Regions from separate parts of the Homo sapiens genome. Here region 1 is linked to region 2. Evidence: chromatin loops called from intact Hi-C (ENCODE). Cell type or tissue: CD4-positive, alpha-beta T cell. All regions are shown on one strand. Each heading gives the region's core, and the rest is flanking DNA. Links, peaks and the distances in the headings are about the cores only.

What was found. Hi-C counts contacts between places; a loop is a spot of excess contacts. Peaks named below come from ENCODE experiments on the same cell type or tissue, not always from the same donor. Only the 100,000 strongest peaks of a DNase experiment are listed, where the experiment ranks them.
Region 1: a loop joins it to region 2, with 3 times the contacts of the local background. A loop is called at or near these places in 3 of 110 quality-filtered maps.

The regions. Positions count from the first base shown.
Region 1 is chr6:37,577,684-37,583,376 of GRCh38, forward strand. It overlaps LOC124901313 (a long non-coding RNA gene), which reads left to right. Exons shown (of 2, transcript XR_007059568.1): 2 at 2,647-2,879. Among named protein-coding and RNA genes, the nearest start is that of MIR4462, 25 kb to the left of the region's middle. In CD4-positive, alpha-beta T cell, for the core only: no CTCF peak of the experiment used is centred there; DNase peaks (open chromatin) are centred at 2,748 and 3,438.
Region 2 is chr6:38,491,881-38,497,573 of GRCh38, forward strand. All of the region lies in intron 6 of BTBD9 (BTB domain containing 9), which reads right to left. Among named protein-coding and RNA genes, the nearest start is that of BTBD9-AS1, 13 kb to the left of the region's middle. In CD4-positive, alpha-beta T cell, for the core only: a CTCF peak has its summit at 2,266 (motif pointing left); a DNase peak (open chromatin) is centred at 2,251.

The DNA.
Region 1 (5,693 bases), core at 998-4,997, 910 kb before region 2:
GACAGGAGAATTGCTTGAACCCGGGAGGCGGAGGTTGCAGTGAGCCAAGATTGCGCCATTGCACTCCAGCCTGGGCAACAAGAGTGAGACTCCGTCTAAAAAAAAAAAAAGTGATTGGAGGAGATCTCAGTGGGGCCCGAACGCCATCTGCCGCACTCAGCTTTATCAAACCTGGAGGGGCTTAAGGAGCACTGGACTGCGTGTCTGGAGGTGTTTGGTCTGCTCCTGGATCCTGCTGCTAACTTTTTCTGTTAGCTCAAGGACACTGCCTCCACTGTGTGAAACGAGGGGCTGGACTACATTCATTCATTCATTCCATGAATATGCCCTGCGCACTTACTGTGCATCAGGAAACAAGAGACAAATATCTCTGCCTCATGGAGCTCACATTTTAGCAGAGAAAAGCTGATAGGACAAAGGAAATAATCAAATTCTATAGTATATTAAAGGGCATGCGTGCTATTGACAATACAGCAGGGATGGAGGGTGGGAAGTGCTGGTGGGGGGAGCGTGACAGCTTTAAATAGTGCCATAGGGGTGACAGTGGAGCACAGACCTGAAGGAGGTGAGGGAGTCAGCTCTGCAGACGCCTGGGGGAAGAGCGCTCCAGGCAGAGGCAGCAGCCGGAGCAAAGGCCCTGGGGTAGGAGAGTGCCCGGGATTCGAGGAGCCATCAGGGAGGCAGGGGCAGCGGGAGTGGAGTGAACCGGGGGAGAGTGGCAGGACGGAAAGTCAGGGAGATCACGAGGGGCCAGATTGTAGGCAGCTGGTAGTCCATGGTGAGGGCTTGCACCTTTACTCCGAGTGAAATGAGCAGCCCTGCCGAGCAGAGGAGGGACATGACATGACCTCGCTTATGTTTTTAAAAAATCTCTGGCCGGGCGTGGTGCTTCATGCCTGGAATCCCAGCACTTTGGGAGGCCGAGGCGGGCAGATCATGAGATCAGGAGATAGAGACCATCCTGGCTAACACAGTGAAACCCCGTCTCTACTAAAAAAAATACAAAAAGTTAGCCGGGCATGGTCGCGGGCACCTGTAGTCCCAGCTACTCGGGAGGCTGAGGCAGGAGAATGGCATGAACCCGGGAGGTGGAGCTTGCAGTGAGCTGAGATCTCACCACTGCACTCCAGCCTAGGCAACAGAGCGAGACACCGTCTCAAAAAAAAAAAAAAAAAAAATCTCTGTAGCTGCTGTGTTGAGAAGAGACCATAGGAGCGTCAGGGGAACACTCTCTCCTGCGAGAATTGAGAATGGGCGGGGGCCAGGCCTTCTAGTAGCAGGCCTGAGGAGGCCTCCCCTCCTGGGCTCCAGATTACTCCACTGTCCCTGTCACCACAGGAGAAGCACCTCCGGCCGCATCCTACCTCCCTGGGGTGAGGTAAGAGTGACCCTGCCTCATCCTAATACTCAGTCCTCACCAGCACACCCAAAATAGACTGTGCATGTTTACCCTCAGCCCGAACTCAAGACAGACACAGTGGTAGCACAGTGCAAACACAGGCAGGAAGACAAGACCCTGGCTCCAGCCTGCCCCTCTCCAGACCCCCCATCCCTGACCTCTGCCACCTTCCCTAGGCCCCGTGGATCTCCCCTGTCTTCCCCACCTTCCTACCCCATCCTCCTCAGTTGTCCTAGCACTGATTATTGTACTTTCCATCAAGAGCTGGAAGGGTCTTGGAGAGGGTCTGCTCCACCCTTCCTACTCTGCATCTGGGGAAAGTGAGGCCCAGGGAAAGGAAGCAGCTTGCACAAAGCCATGGGGGTTAATTAGTCAAAACAAACCTCACCTAGGGAGGCCCACAATTTCCCATCCAGTGCTTTCTTACTGCATTTCAGCCTCCATCATATACCTCCTTTATCCTTTAAACACGCTGTTTGTAGGAGCACTGGGCTAGGAGTCCAAGCTAGGGTGCAGTACTGCCTCTGTCATAACTGCATGTGACGTCATCCTTAGGGCCTCAGTTTTCTCAGCTCTAAAATGGGCATTAAAGATTTCCTTCCAGTTGGAAAAAAAAAAAAGTTAATATGTGAGAAAATGTAGTTGGGAAACCAGTCCTGGGCCCAAATCTCAGCTGACTGCCAGTGAATAACATGAAAACGAAAACATCCTTAAACAACACACATGTTAAATTAATTAAAAGAGATGAAAATAGTACGAGGCAATGTTGGCCCAGCTGGGAGGAAACGGGAACATTGGCTCCTAAATTCTCCACAGCTCTATTGTTTGGGCTATAGCAAAATGTAACAGCAGCAGCTACTGCCGGAGAGAACAACTCATGCCCTTCGGCTTGGCAGGTTATCACACATTTGGAAATAAATCTCAAAGAAATAACACAAATGGAGAAAAGCAATTTGCACTAATATGATTATCTGGAATGTGAAAAAAACTAGAAAGGTCCAAACTGGTCATTAAGCCATGGAATTTATACGTGAAGGAATAACAGCTCACACTGTGGCAGCAGCTGCCGGTTGCCTCCCTGGATCCATCTCTCTTCCACCCTTAGAAAAAACTTTAGCAGGGTACATGGCTGCCCAGAAGAGATATTCCATTTCCCAATATCCCTTGCAACTAGGTGTGGCCTTGTGACCAAGTTCTGGCCAAAGGGATATAAACAGAACAGTCATCTGTGACACATGTCATTACAGAGAGGAGCATGCCCCTCCTGGAGCTTTCTTCCTTCCCGCTGGCCGGAATGCAGTTGTGATCATTTGAGTTTCAGCAGCCACCTTGGGCCATTTGGAGGAAGGCATCTGCTGTGCATGGCAGAGTCACGTGAAAGAAGGAAGCTGATTCATTATCACCAGGTCACCGTGTCAGCCCTGGACTGCCTACTTCTGAACTTTTTACTTGAGGGATTAAAGTAACCCTGGGTGTTTAATCATTGTTAATTTGGATTTTCTGCCATTAATAACCAAATCAAGTTCTAACTGATAGAAACACGCAGGGAAAAAACGTTGAATGGAAAAGTAGGCACAAAAGTGGATGTTCTTCATGGATCCCAGCTATTTAAGTTATAGATTGGTACAGAGATGGTGATTGAATGGTGAGTCATCAATAATAGTGTGATGGTGTTGATTGGATTTTTCCCTCTGTAAACAAGTTTAGTTGCTGAATCGGTCAGGAGAGGCTAGGTTATGCTGAGGTGACAAGCAACTCCTAAATTTCAGGGCCGTAAGACAACTCAATTTAATTCTTACTCTCCATGTTCGTCGTGGGTCAGCAGGAGGCTGTGCTCATGGCAGTCACTCAGAGCACTGGCTGACAGAGACGCTGTGACAGAGGGCAAGAGAGAACGCTGGAAGGTCTCGCTCTCACCAGGAATTAAATGCCACGGCCTGAAAGTGACACTTTCATGGTGCTCACAACTCATTGGCCAGGACCAGTCCTAGAACCTGGCCCACCCACATGGAGGCAACGAGTGCAACTCTGCCACCTGCCCAGAAGGCGGCGAGCTGGAGAGACTTGGCAGATTGCACCAGTGATGATCACAGATACATCATGAAGAAAACGTAAGAGCACAAACATTTGTGAAATAATTTTTAGAAGTCCTTCCAGAAAAAGTAAAGTTTTATGTTTCTATAAGCCTTTATTTTATTTTATTTTATTTTATTTTATTTTATTTTATTTTATTTTATTTTATTTTATTTTATTTTATTGATGGAGTTTCTCCATCTGTCGCCCAGGCTGGAGTGCAGTGGCGTGATCTCAGCTCACTGCAACCTCTGCCTCCCAGGTTTAAGTGATTCTCTCACCTCAGCCTCTAGAGTAGCTGGGATTACAGGCGTGTCCCACCATGCCCGGCTAATTTTTGTATTTTTAGTAAACATGGGGGTTTCACCATATTGGCCAGGCTAGTCTCAAACTCCTGGCCTCCATTGATAGAACCATCTCGGCCTCCCAAAGTGCTGTGATTATAGGCATGAGCCACCATGCCCGGCTGAGCCTTTGTATTCCTGATGCAAGTCTGAATTCCTTGAGCACAAGAAATGCCCTGCCTTCTTCGGTAGTTGCCACAGGCCTATCCCAGGGCTGGGCCCATGGGAAGCGTTAGAGAAGGAACTGCAATCAGAATGATGGTAGGTGACATGCTCGCCATGTGCTGGGCACTGCACATTCCATCCGGAGCCCTTATGGACGTGCCAGACATGCTTCTCTGCACCTTAGATGGATTAACTCATCGAATCCTTACAAAAAACCTTTGAGGGTAGTACTGTTATTATCCCCATTTTACACAGAAAGAAACTGAGGCACAGATGGGTTAAGTGACTTGCCAAGGATCACCACTAGGAAGAGGCAGAGCCAGGAATGAATGCAGGTGGCTCCAGAGCCCGTGCAATCCTGTGACTTTGCCCAAGCTCTAGAAGGCAGGAACAGCAGTGAGAAAAGACAGAGTTCTGTCCTCACGGGGCTGCAGCAGTCTACCCTGTGTGGAGCCCCTGTGATAGGTGGAATACGGCCACCATCAAGAAGTCCACGTCCTAATCCCTGCAGCCTGTGTATGCTATCTTATTCCTTATTCCTTATAGAAAAGGAACTTTGTAGGTATGATTAAATTAAGGATCTTGAGAAGGAGAGATTATCCTGGGTTACTGGGGTGGGCCCAGTGTCATCACAAGGGTCCCCATAAATGGAAGAGGCAGGAGAGTCAGAGATATGGTGGTAGACACAGAGACTGGAGTGATGTCGCCGCCAAATCAAAAAATGCTGGCAGCGTCTAGAAACTGGAAGAGGCCAACAATGAAGCCCCTCCCCCGCCCTGGGCCGGAGCCTCTGAAAGGAATGCAGTCCTGCCAACACCTTGATTTTAGCCCCAGAAGATTTATTTATTTATTTATTTATGAGCTAGGATATCACTCTGTTTCCCAGGCCAGAGTGCTGTGGCATGATCTCAGCTTACAGCAACCTCTGCCTCCTAAGTAGCTGGGACCACAGGCATGCACTACCACACCCGGCTAATTTTTTGTATTTTATGTAGAGATGGGTTTTCACCATGTTGCCCAGGCTGGTCTCAAACTCCTGGGTTCAAGCAATCCATCCACCTCAGCTTCCCAAAGTGCTGGAATTACAGGGGTGAGCCACTCCTCTCAGCCCTTATAAGATTCATTTTGGACTCTTGACTCCTAGAACTATAAGAAAATAAATGTGTGTTGCTTTAAGCCACAAGGGTTGTAGTAATTTGTGAAAGCTGCAACAAGGAAACTAATACACGCCACCCCTCCATTTTGCTCTTCAGAGACCCACTGGGTAGACAGAAACTCTTGTACACCCTTCGCCCCAGCCCCTTGCGTCTCCTTGAGATGGAGGCTGAGAAAGAGCTGGGAAGGAGCTGGGAAGGGTCGTTCTATCCTGGTTACCTTGGGAAATGGTGAGCATTGCTTACCCTGTTCCTGGGGTCCCGGGCAAATCCTGGCTCTGCCTGTAGAACAGGACTCCCCTCCCACAGCCTTCTCCACCACCCTTTCCCAGAGCTGGGATAGCCTTTCTCCTGGGCATGAATGAGGGGTCTTTAAGGCCTTAATGCCTCTCACTCCTGCACCCAGACTGGGCCCCACCACTCTCCTGCACTAGTACATTACCCACACCCATGAGCCAGGCCGGCTTCATCTCTGCTGAACCATCAGGGGAGGTGGAGGGCATGCCAGCCAAGGGAACAGAGTCTCGGAGAGACCAGCCCAGAGAGAAGCGGGCAGAG
Region 2 (5,693 bases), core at 707-4,706:
CTTCCAATACTTAATTTTTTCAAGCTTGCTGTCTTTCATGTAAATAAAAAGGAAAGAGTAACTTTCCTTTTCCAAAAAACACAGAAGGGCAAAAACTACACTACAAATAGCTTTTACCCTCAGGCTCAAAGTTCTCAATAAATTAAATCTCCATTATTGTTTACTCTGTTGTGGATACAACTGAAAAAAGATTAACCGGGTCCCACTTTAGAGATGAGAAAATGGGCCCACAGAAACAGCCTAAATCAATCTATAATACACAAAGAAACAAAGGCCAGCCTTTCCATCCAAAGGCCTCTCCTGGGATCTCGGTTCACAGTCTCCATTCAGGGTTCAACAGCACCCCTTCAGGACTGCACCCTAAGTTTTTAAAGGAGGGAGATGTGCAGGAAGGAACACTGACCAGGAGCAGGTAACTGAAGCTCAGCCCTAGCTTTAGCCCATGCTATTTCTATGATCTTGGGAAAGTAATTTTCATCTTCCTATGGCCCCATTTCCTTCAATATAAAATGGAGATAATATTTACACCTACTGCCTCAGTGTTTATAAAGTTCAAATGGAGGAAAGGGCTCTTTTCAAAATACAGGCCACCTGTGTTATTTATGAATTTAAAATAGAAGAATAAAGCAACTAAAATAATGATTTTTAAACTTACATCATCCTCTCATTCATGAATTTCATAAACTCATCTCCTTAAAGTGCTACATGGCATACATGTAAGAATAAACATAATTTTTTATTTCAATTATTTGTTTTAATCAACTAAGAGAACTATTTTGTGTGTATGTATAATATTGACATTTTATGGTAAGGAAAATTATAATGTGGCACAAATAGCATATCAATTCTTTTCTTAAAGTGTTGATAAACCAAAAAACTGTCAATATGCTAATAATAAAGTTGCATTTTGCTCTAAATTAAATGTACACTTTCGATTTAAGATTTTATTCACAAAATAAACAGTACCACTGCATAAAAAAATTACATGATGATATAAAATACTATGTGAAGGAGTTGGCAAATTATGTTTATAGCTGTTCTTTAAACCTAGACAATTCTAATCTAGAATTCGATCTAAAAATAAGATACTTCTGCATTTTTAACCCTTAAAAAATTGTCCATTCAATACTACTCATTAAAGCAAAAAAGAAAAAAATTTTTCAACTTACATACAAAAATTCCATGAGTTTTAAAATAATAAGAAAGTGTGCTATAACCTACCGATTACTTTGAATAAAGGATATTTATCAACAATTACACTGGGTAAAAACGTTCCTTTCTCTGAAACCCTGGAGGAGCAATGTTTAATGAGAAAGAATTATTTATGCCTACAAACACAGAACTGTAATAGGTAGTTTTAATGTAACACATCACAGCAGTAGATGCAGGCGGCCAGAAACGTGTTACCTGGTTTTGACTTATACCCAATTTCCAAGACCAGACTAAGACTTTGTAAACAGCAGGGGCTTTTAGTTTTGTTTTTCCTTATTATTGATAGTGGATGGCAACAATATTTGTGCTGACGGGGTCTTTGGGAGGAATACTGAGGTTCTCCCTTTTCCTGAGGAAAATGAGGTCTCACTCATCTCCTATTTGCCAGGACTAGTGATCTCAGCACATGCTTTGTTCTTTTTTCTCTCTGTTTAAGTGCTGGTAGTAATTTAGTGATTTCAATCATTGCTACATTCATTTTGGAATAATAAAGTGATGTTAGGAGATTCCTGTCATTGCGAAGACAGGTTTTAGGAGGAAAAGGATCTATAGTTAGTCAGTTTTGCTACCAAGAGTAGCCTTTGGTACACTGAAATCAAATTAACTACAAAAACATCAGGGATACGTGTGGGGATGGAGCTAGCTGTGGGGAGATGAGCACTGAACCCAAACCAGTCTGGGCCAGAGGAAAACTCTACAGTCTCATCATGCAACAAAACAGGGAAATTGGTTTTAGCGTTTTTAACTTTAATTAGTCACATTAATTAATGCTAAAAACCAATGTTAACAGTATATTATTTTCATCTAGTTAAATAAAGGATTACACACATTTGAGTAAATTACACAGCATTAAACATTTCGATAACTTGAAATGAAGCCATTACTGTCATTCAAACAAGTTTCCACAGCTAAAGGCTGAATGTTAAGTATGAACTGATTTGGCATTACAAGAATATAAATCCTTTATCTTTTTACTGAGAAGAAAAAATGAAGAGATTCGATGACTTCTGACTTGAATAAGTGGTTTGCAGTAGCACAGCGCCCTCCAGTGGCCAAATTTCAAAATGCAGTTTCAAAGGACAAAGTTCAGTAGCAAATCTTTTCATGTTGAATGGTGTTAAGCTGGTAACATTAGCTCCTTTTTCTTTTCTCTTTTAATATAATTGTTTATCTCAGCACATATTTTCAATATCAAACCATTTTTCTATTGCCAAATTTCCCTCACCAAATTAAAATTCTTCTATTCAAATCTGATTTGTTTTCCCTCAGAAATATTCTGAAAAGTAAAAAAGAAATCAAAGCGAAACAAAACAAACCTAATGTGGACACAGACAACTGCAATGAGAGGGAATTCTCTATACGCCTCAGATAATGGCGAATGCCAGCACTAGAGTAGTAGTAATGAATTCTTAAGTGTTAAAATCCAAACTCCAGAGTAAGATTATACAAATTATGGAACTCTATTTTGCCTGATATACATCATGATGAGTACATATGGTGAGTTCAAAGTTGTAAGCATATCTTTTACTCATTTTTTCTATATGTGAACATTTCTGTTTTTAAATAACAGTATAAAAGATTTCACTGTATGCACATTCTTTCACTATTACAACTCCTATTAAAATGGATCCAAATATTTTTCTGTGGAAGTAGGAAAAGATAACCCTTTGGTTACCTTTGCAGATTACCAGAAAAGCTCCCTTAGGCCAATCTAAAATACTCCTATTCTTGAAAAGACATTGATTTCTCACAATGAAAAGAGATCATAATTCCACTTTTAATAACTACTGCCATAGAGTAAACACTTATAATATTCTTGGTCTGCCAAATAAATACTGCAAGGCATCTGGGGGCATACAAGCATTGCCCCGGATCCTATACCAAATAGTTACTAGGTAGCATGAGGGAGTTTGCTATCAAAAGGATAATAATAACTAGCTATTTTTTCCCTTTTCTGCCTACCCAAAGAATAGAAAAGTTTAAGCATGTTTTAAAGAATCATACCTTTCACCGAAACCGACAAAGCAACTCTATATAATGTCAAGAACAATGGCTGTGGCCTTGCATCTTGTTTCCACCGCTACAGATCAAAACAGGCAAATAACATCTCTGTGTTTCGTTTCTTCATCTATGAAATGAAGATAATTGTTCCCATCTCATGGGAATGTGGTGAGGATTCATTGTAATGATGCAAATGAAATAACTAAGCCTGACTGCCTGAAACTCACACGGGAGATCTTCAAAGAATGTTAGTTCTCTTCTCCATCTATTCTTACCAACAAAAGAATGCAGAAGACCTATTTTCACCAGAAGGAGGACTGGAACCAGAGTTAGCAGGTATGGAGTCACATGGGTGAATCAATAAAACCCACTCAAAATTTCATCTATGAAAAACCTGTCCTTCTTTATTATACATTAGAAGACCCAAAGATGGTTCTGGAAGCAAACACACTGAATTCTGGAAAGGGGAGGAAAAGGAACAGAATTGGCATTTGTTATGTGCTTCATGTGCTACTGGTTGCACCCAGCTTTTCTATACATAATCGTATTACTTAAGGCACCACAGAACTCTATACAGCAGTTAGAACTGTGATGGAACCAGTGAGGCTGGCTTCCTCTTATCCAAGTATGACTGGAGGACAGGGCTCAAATGACCGTGCAGGTGCATCTGGGCGGGGGGGCGGGGGTATAACAATGAAGAGGAGGTGCAATAACAGCCCCGTGGGGATGATGACAGACAGAATATGCTCATGAATAAGAATGTCTTACTTATCCCATCTTAATTACTTTCTTCTGTCTCTTTCTTCATGTTTAAGTATTAAGAGCAGTGAGGTGGTAAGAAATGGTATGGGAGTCATATCAGAATCCTTTGGAGAGAAGAGATGGGCACATGTGTCATCTAAAAAAGCATTTTCAAAATTATAATAAAATACACAACATTTGCAAAGCAGGCTTTCTGCCCGTTGTGACCGTGAAAACAAAGCAGCTGAAGAGGCCTGATGTGAAAGTGACCTCCTCTGTGCTCTGTCACTGGCAAGAACAGGAAAAACACTTGGGGCAAGCAAGCCAGCCCCACTTTCACACATGACTCACACGACTGAAGGAAAGAAAGGGCATCCTTCTCAGGCTGTCACTGCCTTCTTTTATTACAATTCTTACTTTTTATAATATTTTAAATAATATTAAAGGAGATGTAAGATTTGTAAGTTTATCAAAGAGACATGAGTTTTTAAATGTTGAGAAACACATTTTTCTAAAGATGCAAATCAGCCAGGCGCAGTGGTTCACACCTGTAACCATAGTACTTTGGGAGGCTGAGGTGAGAGGGCTGCTTGAGCCCAGGAGTTCAAGACCAGCCTGAGTAACACAGGGAGACTCTGTCACTACAAAAAAAAAATTAAATTAAATTAGCTGGGCACGGTGGCACACACATGTAGTCCCAACCACTCAGGAGGCTGGGGCAGGAGGACTGCTTTAGCCCAGGAGGTTGAGGCTGCAGCAGGACATGATCACACCACTGCACTGCACTGCAGCCTGGGTGACAGAGCAAGACCCTGTCTCTTAAAAAAAAAAAAAAAAAGAGAGAGAGAGATGGAAATCAGCTTCAGGAAAATGAGAGGGTAAAGGGAAAAAGGACTCAATGGACAATTTTAAAAATTCGGGCTTTTGGCTAATGGTCATTCCAATTAAAATGCAAATGAATGAGGCTTCTAGCTTTTGCCAGCTTGCCAAGTACCCTATGACTTACTAGTGGCAACAGCCATCATGCCTTCCCTTGCTACGTTAGTGTCTAAAACAATGCCCTAAAAGCTTAAGAGAGCTGGTGGCAGACAGCAAAGTAGCCAGGGCCTAGCCACATGCTCTCACCAAGATCCACCCTGAAGGTGAAAACTTTCAAGCAGGGAAGCAAAGGTACCAGCATGCCCCCTTATCAACATGGGAAATACCTTTTTCTCAAAAGACAAATGCCACAATACAGAACTATGACCATCTAGCAAGCAAATGACAGATGGGTCTAGACACATAAGGTAAAGGACAAAATTGGTTTTGGTGACTCTCTGAATATTCATGGAATCTATAAAAGTCCAATTCTTTTAGGATGCAGTCTGTTAGAAATGAATATGCAACTGTACCAAATAAAAACAGTGTATTTCTCAAAATGCACACAGGGAGGGGACTTTTCCCACCTCCCACTGCTGTCACAGGCAGTTGCTGTATACGATCTAGTATTATCTGAACTGTATATTGATTTGTGATTTATATTCTCTAATGTAGGTCCCAAGGATACACTTTTTTTCCCCAAACTGTACTTCCTCTGGAATTTCACACATCACAAAAGATGCAACATTCAGTAAGATGTTTCCTAACCATAGCATTAGAACGGGCTAGCTCTTCAAAATGATCAGGTTTCCCGGACCCTACACATGGCAGCAGTATGGAGTCCCTTTTTGCAAATTTACCAGTTCATGATATGGAAAGAA